Linked DNA regions of Homo sapiens: region 2 is linked to region 1. Evidence: chromatin loops called from intact Hi-C (ENCODE). Cell type or tissue: A673. All regions are shown on one strand. Links, peaks and the distances in the headings refer to the core of each region. The heading gives the core; the rest is flanking DNA.

Region 1 (5,312 bases), core at 603-4,602:
GGGGTAGTCCATCCTAGAGCAATTGTGCTTAGAAGAATTATCCACAACATCCTTCCTCTGTGAAGCATCTCAGCTATGGAAGGTTTCATCGTTCGTGGTTGATTACAAAACTGCAACAGAAATAAAAATGCAGATTTTTAGCTTTTAGTCATATGTACTATTTTAATTGACTCCTACATGTGGGGCATTTTAAGAGCTATATAAAAACTTCAGCAATTGTTGAAGTGACACTCAAGATGAGCTAGCAACATACTTAATGTTTAGAGTGTGTCCTATATTTTAAACTTAGGAGACTCTGAAATATTGAACCATGCAGTGACATTTTCCTGAACCAAGCCATACTTGGTAAACGGCATATTGCATGAACAAAAGCAGCCTGCATTGCCTCTGTATAACAAACAACAGAACTGGTATATCGTACTTCCTTTTAGGCATAGGCAGATTCAGTAATAATGGCAATAATGTGGCCATCACACCTGTTTGCCTGTTAAAACTCATGTTGACATCAAAGATACTCATAATAAATCTGATTGGAACTCTGATGGGAAAAATATGTTCTTTGAGTTATAGGTTTTGATGATTAAAAAGACATGATATACTCCAAAATTATTATATTGATTAGTGTGATAAAGTATGAGCCTATTGCTCAATATCAGATGTTGAGATGTGTAAAATGATCAGCATCTCAGGAAAACTTAAGATTTATTTTTATGAAATGATCATAACATGCTTTATTACAGTGTATAGTCAGTATGTACACTATATGTCCACATCTTCTTGCCCAATAATACATTATTGTCATCTTCTTTAATTTAATAAATAATTTGTATATATTTGTATCATTTGACTATTTAAAACATGTAGGAGTGATTAGCCCTTCTAAAAAACATGCCCGTGCAATTGTCAGAGCTAAAGATAGGGACAGCTAGAGGATGCTGAGTCTGAAAGTGTCTGAATTAAAACATTTGCAAAACTTAGTTTGGAATGTGTATCTGCGCCTTCAAGATCAACTGAGGAACCCTGTAAAAAGCTGGAAGAGCAGGTGGCTGGTTAGAGGGGAGGTGGGTAGTTAAAGTCAAGAGAGAGTGGAAACCTCTATTCTTACCTGCTGATAAATGATCTATCACACGAAATAAATTTCAAAAAAGATATCATTCTTTTCCAATCAGAAGAAACAAATGCAGTGCACTATTCTGATAACAGTCTTTCTCTATGCATCGTTTTCCTTGCCTAATAACATCAGTATATGAAAATGTTTACATAAATGATAATAATGCAGTTTTATTACACTGTCCTTCCTGAGTCACTAAAATATCAATCAAAATTTAATAGCTGATTTTAATCAACAAAAATAAACCAAAGTTTCTAGCATATATTTTCCTCATAGAGAGCACACAGAAAGATATATTTCATCAACCTTCTTCTTAAACCACAATGATATAATTTATAGGAAAAGTGAAAGAAATAAATCTTCACATTACACTCGCCTATAATGTTCACAGCTGTAAAGAAAGGAGATACCGTGAGAAAGCAAAGAGAAATCTGCCTCAGACATGCAATACTCAAAAATTAAAAACAATTCAGTGAAAAAGAGGGAGAGAGAAAAGGCTACATTGCAGTATCAATTAGTCTTCCATCTCCCTTATGAAATATTAAAATCTACTTAAGTTCTTTCTTCACCATCTTAAATATTTTTCTTGTTTTTCAGGTCCCTATGGTTTAGGCAAAAAAGGCTACAGATGTGTTGGACTTACCTATTTTGCCAGAGTTTTTTTGGGTTTCGGGTTTTTTTGTAATTTATTTATTTATTTATTAGCATGGAACCGTGAAAAGAAAAAGAAAAAAAAAAAGCTTGAGTTTAAGGATTCTCTCTCTTTCCCTCCCCCTCCCTTTGCTTTGCTGAAGCTGAAGCAAAAGGGGATAAAGGGGGTTGGGCGGGGGGACTAAGAGAAAAAAAAAAAAAGCAGCAAGCTTGAGACGTGCTGGGAATGCAATGGGCTCTTCAATGGGCTTCTTTAGGATGCAGAACTGCCGCTTGGCACACTCAGTAGAGGAGGGAGGAGAAGGGGCTGCAGCAGGCTTCCAGCTCTGCTGCCCCTGCCGCTGCCGCCGCGGTGGCTGCTCTCTTTGGGTACCCACAGCACATCACTGGGCACTGGGAGGAAGCACAGGAGGGAGGCAGGGAGGAAGGAAGGCTCAATCACAGTGCAGAATCTCAGACTTCTCTCGCTCCGGCTTTAAAAATATATATGTGCTATAACCCTGAACCCAGCATTCCACGTCATGAAAATGAGCTCCAAAGGGAACGCGCTTAGCATGGGTTCGGGAGCGAGCACTAGGAACCCCTGACTATACAGTTGAGTGAGTGTGTGTGTGTGTGTGTGTGTGTGTGTGTGTGTAGGGAAAAGAAGTAGAGGGGTAGAGAACACAAATTGGCAAAATAAGAAACCAGAGAGAAGGGGGAGGAGACCAACCTATGGGAAACATTTCTTTGGTGAGGAAGGTGGAGATGGGGGAGGGGGGCAGGGATAGGCATTTTCTTTCTTTCTTTCTTTCTTTCTTTCTTTCTTTTTTTTTAAACTCTCAAGGAAACCATCCCCTGAATGATTTGCTCCTTTAGTTTCCAAAGCTCATCTCTCTAGTGCAGGTGGTTTGAAAAGTGAGACTATCCTTCGTAAGTATCATTTTCACAGGACAGCCATTCCCTGCAATGACGGGGATGGGGGGAAATCCAGGTCCCCAAAGCAGAAAAGCTGAATCTGTCTGATTCTGCCTGGGTGTCCCGAATAAGAGCTCAGACAGCCTGAAAGACTTGGACCGAGTTTCTCCTGCATTTTGCTTCGATCCCGTTGCACCAGGAATTCTTTTGTTGTGCTGCAGGTCAAAGCCTTCGATAGCCCCTGGATTCAACAGCATTTCTTTTCTTCCACTTTTTAAAAACAGAGACAAGCCAATTCTCTGGAAGGAGATACAGACCACTTGGGTAACAATGGTACATTTCACATTGCGCCACCGGGAAAGACCTCGCGGGATTGGGGTGGATTTAAGGATTTGGATGCTTTTGTCCGTTCTTTCTCTTTCTTATTTTTTAAACTCAAATATTTCTCCGTGAAATTTTCGGGGAGTGAATCCTAGGGAGTAGTGGGAGTGGGGGTGGAGGTGATTGAAGGAAGATATTGTATTGTAGAGGGACTACCAGATGACAGTTCAGGAACGCTTTCAGAGGAATTTTTTTAAGGCTCAGCTGACAGCACTACAGTCCTGCCTGCTGGGAAGGAATGCAGCTTGGTGGGGAAACTGGGGAGAGCCAAGTGTGCAGCAAAGGAGTCTAATCAACAGGACCCGTGTGCTGTGGATGCTCCCCATCTGCCCCCACCAGCACACACCAATCCTGTCACCAACTCCTCGCCGGGAGGGGAGAAGGCAGGGACTTTTTGGTTGCTAAAGAACTAAACTGAACCTCAATTGCCCAAGGACTCAAAGTTAGTAGGTAGAGATGGTTTTCCCTTAATGGACCCTTTACAAAAGCAAATTTTAAAGCAAAGCACAGCTTACATGTCAATTTCTTACTGCTCTAAAACAGGTAAATCACCTAACAATGTGTTCCTTAAAAGTCAGTCAAAGGCAATTTCCATGATATTTTGCATTTAAAATGACCGCACAGGAGTCCACTGGCAGACAGTAGCTAATTTTAGAAACATGCCACCATACACTAAGTAAGCAGGAGGGCAGAATTTTCTAACATTCTACCCTTAATATTCCAGACTCACCCTATTGCTCCCATAGGTCTTAGCCAAGAAGTAAACCAATACCGATAGCCTAAGCTCAGAATCAGAGCAATTCCCTCTCCCTCCCCAGCTGCCGGCACCCGCACCCTCCCCCCCATCCCCCGCCCAGCACTTTGGGTACCCAATGTGCAGAGGCGGTGACTATTTATCGGGTGTTATCGGAACCCATGATGTGATGGAATCGATGGGTAACCCGGAGGCTGCCCTGAGCTTCCAGATGACGGTAAATGTTGTCTCGGCAATGAAGTCTCTGTTATTTCTTGAACTAAAACCCCTTACGTTCTGGACCTGGGCTGTGTCCTAAAGGCTATCTCACCTTTTTCCTTTTCTTTAGCTCAGGATAGCGCGTCTAAAGGACAGGGAGGGCTCCAAAAGTTAGGGAATATTGAGCCATGGGGCCCCAGTTTTTTCCGTGTCCTGCTGGGAGCGCCCAGAGCCATTTGTTTGTCCAGAGGGAGGACAAGAAGCCCTTTCTCCCTGCTGTGCCCCCTTCCCACTTCCTCCTCCCCACTGCTGGATCTTACAGCTCACTAATTTTTTCAGATCTAAGATTAAGTATTCCAATATGGAAGCAAAACTATCTTCCCTAGAACAAATAATTAAAACGCTGCATCATTCATTTTCTGAAGAGCTTTGAGCCGTCTATAGAGCCTTTTCTAATCTGCTGTCGTCAGGCGAAACGCACAATGGTCTGTTTAGAAACGGAAAATTATTAAAAGCTCAAGCCTTTTTCCTTCTACCTCTTACAACACCAGCGAGCATTCCACTGGGGGAGGGGTCCTTCGCTCCGCCACCTGGCCTATTTGTTGGAGTTACTTACGATGTCTTCACCCAGAAAAGAGGTCCGAGGGTATGTTAGTCTCCGGTACCCCTCCTTCCACCAACGTCCTTACACCTAACTGATCCAATTCAAAACTGCAACAAACCCCTAGCACCTGTGAGCGTACAGAATACACCGCGGCCAAACTCGATGTGCTCTACAATGCACATCCTACATACGAGAAATACTGGTTTCAATTAGGCGAAGTAGGAAAGGATGGCGGCGAGTACCTATGGTGCAGAGCGCTCAGGATCTCCGAGGTTTGCTGCGAGGGGCTACCCAGCAGGAGGGGCAAACTCTCTGCGAAGCTGAATTGTATCCATCATACTGTAGCCTTGTAGCTTCTCCTCTTCTGGCCACCAACTTTCCGAAAGGCTACCGAATCACGCTTGTAATCCGTTTAAATGTTTCCACCTTTGAGACTTGCAGGGAAATGGTCGCTGCATACCAATGGGAGAGCGGGGCGCGCACCTAGCGCGGCGATGCCAGCGACAGGGAGCTCACGACCACAGCTCCCTATGCCCTCGATGGTTGGTAGGCAGGCAGGCAGAGTGAGTGTCCCAGGACTAGGTTCCTTTGATTTAAAATCTCGGTGCTCTGGATCAGTGGAGAGCTTCGTTGTTCCCGAGAGCCTGAGCTCAGTCTCTGGATTTCTCTCTTTCTCTCTTCCTCAAAGGTTGTCACTCACAGCGCAATCCCTGCCC
Region 2 (5,312 bases), core at 521-4,520, 1.3 Mb before region 1:
ATTTTTTGCACAATTGGCATTGTTAAAATCACACCATACTGAGCCTTGATTTAGTGACTTTGCACCTGCCCCTTACCTGAAGAAAAAAATTCTCTTCCATGTCCAAATGACAATCCCTGGACATTTTTGGGCTCAATTTATATATTACCCCCAAAAAGTCCTCGGTAAGATTACCTTAACCTTGCCTCTTAAAAGTTAAGCAGAAATAATCTATCTTTTATGCCCTGACTGAATCACTTTCATATATGTTGTGCATTTGAGGATGCATTACTATTACTTGTGAAATGTCTCCACCTTTACCCATAGCAAAGGGTAGTAACCCACCCTTTACTATGAAACTGTAAGCTCCTTTTTTTTTAACAAAGGTACTCATTGGCATATAGTTGTTTAACAAATGACATAATATGTTTTATTGAAGTTTAAAAGTTATTGTGATTTACCTCTTTTAGAGACAAATTAAAATTAACATAAGAGGCTTAATCATCTCTATTGAAAAGAGACTTCTCTCCTTTTATCTTCCAGCATTTACTTTAAAAAAATTATAAGTACTTTATCCTCTCTTTAAAATATGCACTTTTTTTTTTTTTTTTGAAAACTAGATAGCCCTTTTGTGATTCAGGAATGCCTTTCTTGAAGATTCAGGAACCATCCATTCAGTATGTAAACAAGGGAGATAGGGCCTCTAGGCATAGTCTCTGTGGAAAGATCAGAGTTTGACTTCAGTGCGCCCCTTCATCCAAGTTGCACAACTACCTCCTCATAAAGATATGAGAAGTTTCTTTTTCCTCTGGATAAAGCCAATTAGCTAGCACAAATGGTCACTTTAATTACCAGGTGAATCTAGAATAAATTATGTGTGACAAATGGTGCTGTCAAGTTCTCCACTTGAGAACTAGTTTTTGTTCACCTTAAGAATATGTATGGGCCGGGCAGGGCGGCTCACGCCTGTAATCCCAGCACTTTGGGAGGCCAAGGTGGGCGGATCACAAGGTCAGGAGATTGAGACCATTCTGGCTAACACGGTGAAATCCCGTCTCTACTAAAAATAGAAAAAATTATCGGGTCATGGCGGCGTGCGCCTGTAGTCCCAGCTGCTGGGGAGGCTGAGGCAGGAGAATGGCATGAACCTGGGAGGTGGAGCTTGCAGTGAGCCAAGATCATGCCACTGCACTTCAGCCTGGGGCAACAGAGCAAGACTCCATCTCAAAAAAAAAAAAAAAAAAAAGAGAATATGTATGATATTGTTGTAACTGCCTGGTCATATAAAAGAGTGAAAATTAAGAGAATTTCTTAGGAGATGGCTTGTGATGCACATTATATCCTGCTTTAATGCTTACTCAACAATAAAACTGTTTTCTTTCTCTACTAAATTTGTGGAAAGGTTTTTGGGGATGGGGAAAAATTATTTTTAATAACAGTTTCCCAACACTCTCAAGATGAATGATTCACGCTCATTATAAAATTAAAAGCAAACATAGACACCCACATTTAAAAAAAAACGCTAAAACTCATAACTCAGATTTAACTGATACTAGCATATTGATCATATCTGGTCAGTTAAATATACTATAGTTAATATACTCCAGTTAAGATATATTTTAAATATATTTTATGGTAAATATACTGTAGTTAATATACTCCAGTTAAAATATATTTTAAATATATTTTATGATAAATATACTATGGTTAATATACTCCAGTTCAAATATATTTTAAAATTATACCATAGTGGAAAATATGTATCTTTTACAACATGAATCACAAACACAAATACTTAAGACTGCCAGTCCATTTACTTTAATATGGAAATTCGTACTTTTTAAAGACAAGTTGGAGAGCCACTTAGGTGAATTTATGTGTGTAAATTGCGGCCCAACACAAACTCTTAAACTTCCTGAAAACATTACGATATTTATGCACAGACTTATTTATTTATTTTTTTAGCTCATCAGCTATCATTAGTGTTATTGTATTTTATGTGTGGCCCAAGACAATTCTTCTTTCAATATGGTGCAGATAAACCAAAAGATTGGACCCCCCTGTGTAAAATATAGTTTATATGTGTGATGGTTAATATTGAGTGTCAACTTGATTGGAATGAATCCAATCCAATTTGATTGGATTTCAAAGTTTTTTTCTGGATATGTCTGTGAGGGTGTTGCCCAAGGAGATTAACACTGGAGTCAGTAGACTGGGAGATGCAGACCCACCCTCAATCTGGGTGGACACCATCTGATCAGCTACCAGAGTTGCCAGAACAAAGCAGGTAAAAGAAGGGAAAAGAAGAACTTGCTGAGTCTTCCAGCCTTCATCTTTCTCCCATGCTGGATGCTTCCTGCCCTGGAACATCAGACTCCAAGTTCTTTAGCTTTTAAATTCTTGGACTTAACACTAGTGGTTTGCCAGGGGCTCTTGGGTTTTTGGATACAGACTGTAGGCAGCACTGTCGGCTTCCCTACTTTCGAGGCCTTGGGACTCAAAGTGACTCACTACTGGCTTCCTTGTTTAATAACTTTCAGATGGCCTATCATGGCAAGTTCATTATATTGGACCTTTCTATCTTGGAAAAGGCAGTGGTGTGTCATCATTGGAATAGGCAGTTACTCTGGGCATGGGTTTGCCTATCCTGCACACCATGTTTCTGACAAGACTACCATCCATGCATTCATGGAATGCCTTATCTGCTATCATGGTATTCCACACAGCATTGCCTCTAACCCAGGCACTCACTTTACAGCTAAAGAAGTGTGGCAGTGGGTTCATGCTCATGGAATTCACTGATCTTACCATGTTCCCCCATCATTCTGAAGCAGATGGATTGATAGAATAGTGGAATGGCCTTTTGAAGTCACAATTACAGTGCCCACCAGGTGGCAATATTTTGTAGGGATAGGGCAAAGTTCTCCAGGAATCTGTATATGCTCAGAATCGGCATCTAATATATGGTACTGTTTCTCCCATATCCAGGACTCATAGGCCCTGGAATGAAGGAGTGGAAGTTGAAGTGGCACCGCTCACCATCACCCCCAGTGACCCACTAGCAAAATTCTTGCTTCCTGTTCCAGTGACATTATGTTCTTCTGGCCTAGAGGTCTTAGTTCCTAAGGGAGGAATGCTGCCACCAGAAGACACAAAAATGGTTCCATTAAACTGGAAGTTAAGATTGCCACCTGGCCACTTGGGGCTCTTCCTACCTCTAAGACAATAGGCTAAGAAGGGAGTTACGGCATTTGCTGGGATGACTCACCTGGACTATCAAGAAGAAATCAGTCTACTACTCCACAATGGAGGTAAGGAAGAGTATGTCTGGAATATAGGAAATCCCTTAGGATGTCTCTTAGTATTACCATGCCCTGTAATTAAGGTCAATGGGAAACTACAACATCCCAATCCAGGCAGGACTACAAATGGCTCATACCCTTAAGAAATGAAGGTTTGGGTCACTCCACCAGGTGAAAAACCATGACCCACTGAGTCAGTTGCTGAAGGCAAAGGGAATACAGAATGGGTAGTAAAAGAAGGTAGTCATCAATGCTAGCTATGACCATGTGACCTGTTGCAGAAATGAGAACTGTAATTGTCAAGAATATTTCTTCCTTATTTTGTTAAGAATATGTTTGTGCATGTATACTCTTGCACTAAGAAAATATCTTCATTTTATTTCATTTCTTTTTCCTTTATTATGTGACATAAGATTTATTAACTTCACGTCAGCATTTAAGTATTGTTAACTTTATGTAATACCTCTTAGGTTAAAGAATAGTGTGCTTCCTGTTGTATGAGGGACAGCCGTATCATGTTAGGCATAATTATGAACTTATTACTGTCTTTATTTGAAGATTATGTATGATTTCAGGAGATGTGTATGGGTTCAAGTTGACGGGGTGGATCTGTGATGGTTAATATTGAGTGGCAACTTGATTGGATTGAGGATGCAAAGTATTGTTTTTGGATGTGTCTTTGAGGGTGTTGCCAAAGGAGATTAACATCGGAGTCAGTGGACTGGGAGAGACATACCCACCTTCGATCTGGGTGGGCACCATCTAATCAGCTGCCAGGACAGCCAGAATAGAACAGGCAGAAGAAGGTGGAAGAAGAACTTGCTGAGTCTTCCAGCCTTCATCTTTCTCCTGTGCTGGATGCTTCCTGCCCTGGAACATCAGATTCCAAATTCTTCAGCTTTTGGACTCTTGGACTTACACTAGTGGTTTTCTAGGGGCTCTCAGGCCTTTGGCCACAGACTGTAGGCTGCACTGTCTGCTTCCCTACTTTTGAGGTCTTGGGACTGGGACTGATCCACTACTGGCTTCCTTGCTCCTCAACTTGCAGATGGCCTATGGTGGGACTTTACCTTGTGATTGCATGAGTCAATTCTCTGTAATAAACTCTCTTTCATGTTTACCTATATCCTATTCGTTCTAGTCCTCTGGAGAATCCTGACTAATTCAGTATGTATATTAAAAATTATATATGAACTGTTCATTTATAACACATATATGTTTTCCTGTACTTTAGAGAGTAGAGAAAAAAATCTCTACCCTGTTTTGCCATCAATTCTATCACTTATGCCTGTTATACCTAAATAATTATTTAAAATGTCTCATCTTATGGTATTTTTTCTTGTTTCATAGTATTTGGCAGGAACTAACATCATTAATTTTACCTATAAATTATTACATCAAAGTGATTTCAAATTTTACATTTATTATTTATTTTTAACTGTATTTTTCAAAATAAAAATATTCTCCCTACTGTTTGTGTGTGTATTTTAAAACCGCATGCAGAGGTTAGGTCATTTAAATTTCATTAATTGTTTTATCTTAACTATAGCTGAAATATATATGCATGTATAGGTGTATGTGTGTATATATTTCATTTTACATATTACTATGGGAAAGTATAGTGCTAAGAGCTTAATGCTATACTATGTATTTACTATGCAAATATTAACAAAGCAAAAATCTTTTATTCTTTTGTTTTCAAGGTTTATTAAAAAACACAATCTAATTTGTTTGCTGCATACATATCTCAGGAACAAATTGTATAAGATTTTTAGAAAGATTAAGCAAAGAAATAAATAAATAAAATATAGTCATGTGCCACAAAATTATGTTTTGGTAAATAATAGACCACATATATATGACTATGGGCTCATGAAATTATAATGGAGCTCAAAAATTCTTGACACCTGGTGACATCACAGCTGTCTTAATGTTATTGCACAACACATTACTCACATGTTTGTAGTGATGCTGGTGTAAACAAACCTACTGCGCTGCCAGTCATATAAAAACATAGCACATACAATTATG

Evidence for each region. Hi-C counts contacts between places; a loop is a spot of excess contacts. Peaks named below come from ENCODE experiments on the same cell type or tissue, not always from the same donor. Only the 100,000 strongest peaks of a DNase experiment are listed, where the experiment ranks them.
Region 2: it touches region 1 in a loop (5-fold over the local background); 10 of 110 quality-filtered maps call a loop at or near these places.

What each region holds. Positions count from the first base shown.
Region 1 is chr3:165,190,742-165,196,053 of GRCh38, forward strand. It overlaps SLITRK3 (SLIT and NTRK like family member 3), which reads right to left. Exons shown (of 2, transcript NM_001318810.2): 1 at 4,839-5,312; 2 at 1-110. The coding sequence starts at 89. Among named protein-coding and RNA genes, the nearest start is that of SLITRK3, 3.0 kb to the right of the region's middle. In A673, for the core only: no CTCF peak of the experiment used is centred there; a DNase peak (open chromatin) is centred at 2,380; H3K4me3 peaks cover 3,187 bases; H3K27ac peaks cover 2,401 bases.
Region 2 is chr3:163,914,140-163,919,451 of GRCh38, forward strand. No RefSeq gene overlaps it. Among named protein-coding and RNA genes, the nearest start is that of MIR1263, 250 kb to the right of the region's middle. In A673, for the core only: a CTCF peak has its summit at 2,854 (motif pointing right); a DNase peak (open chromatin) is centred at 2,882.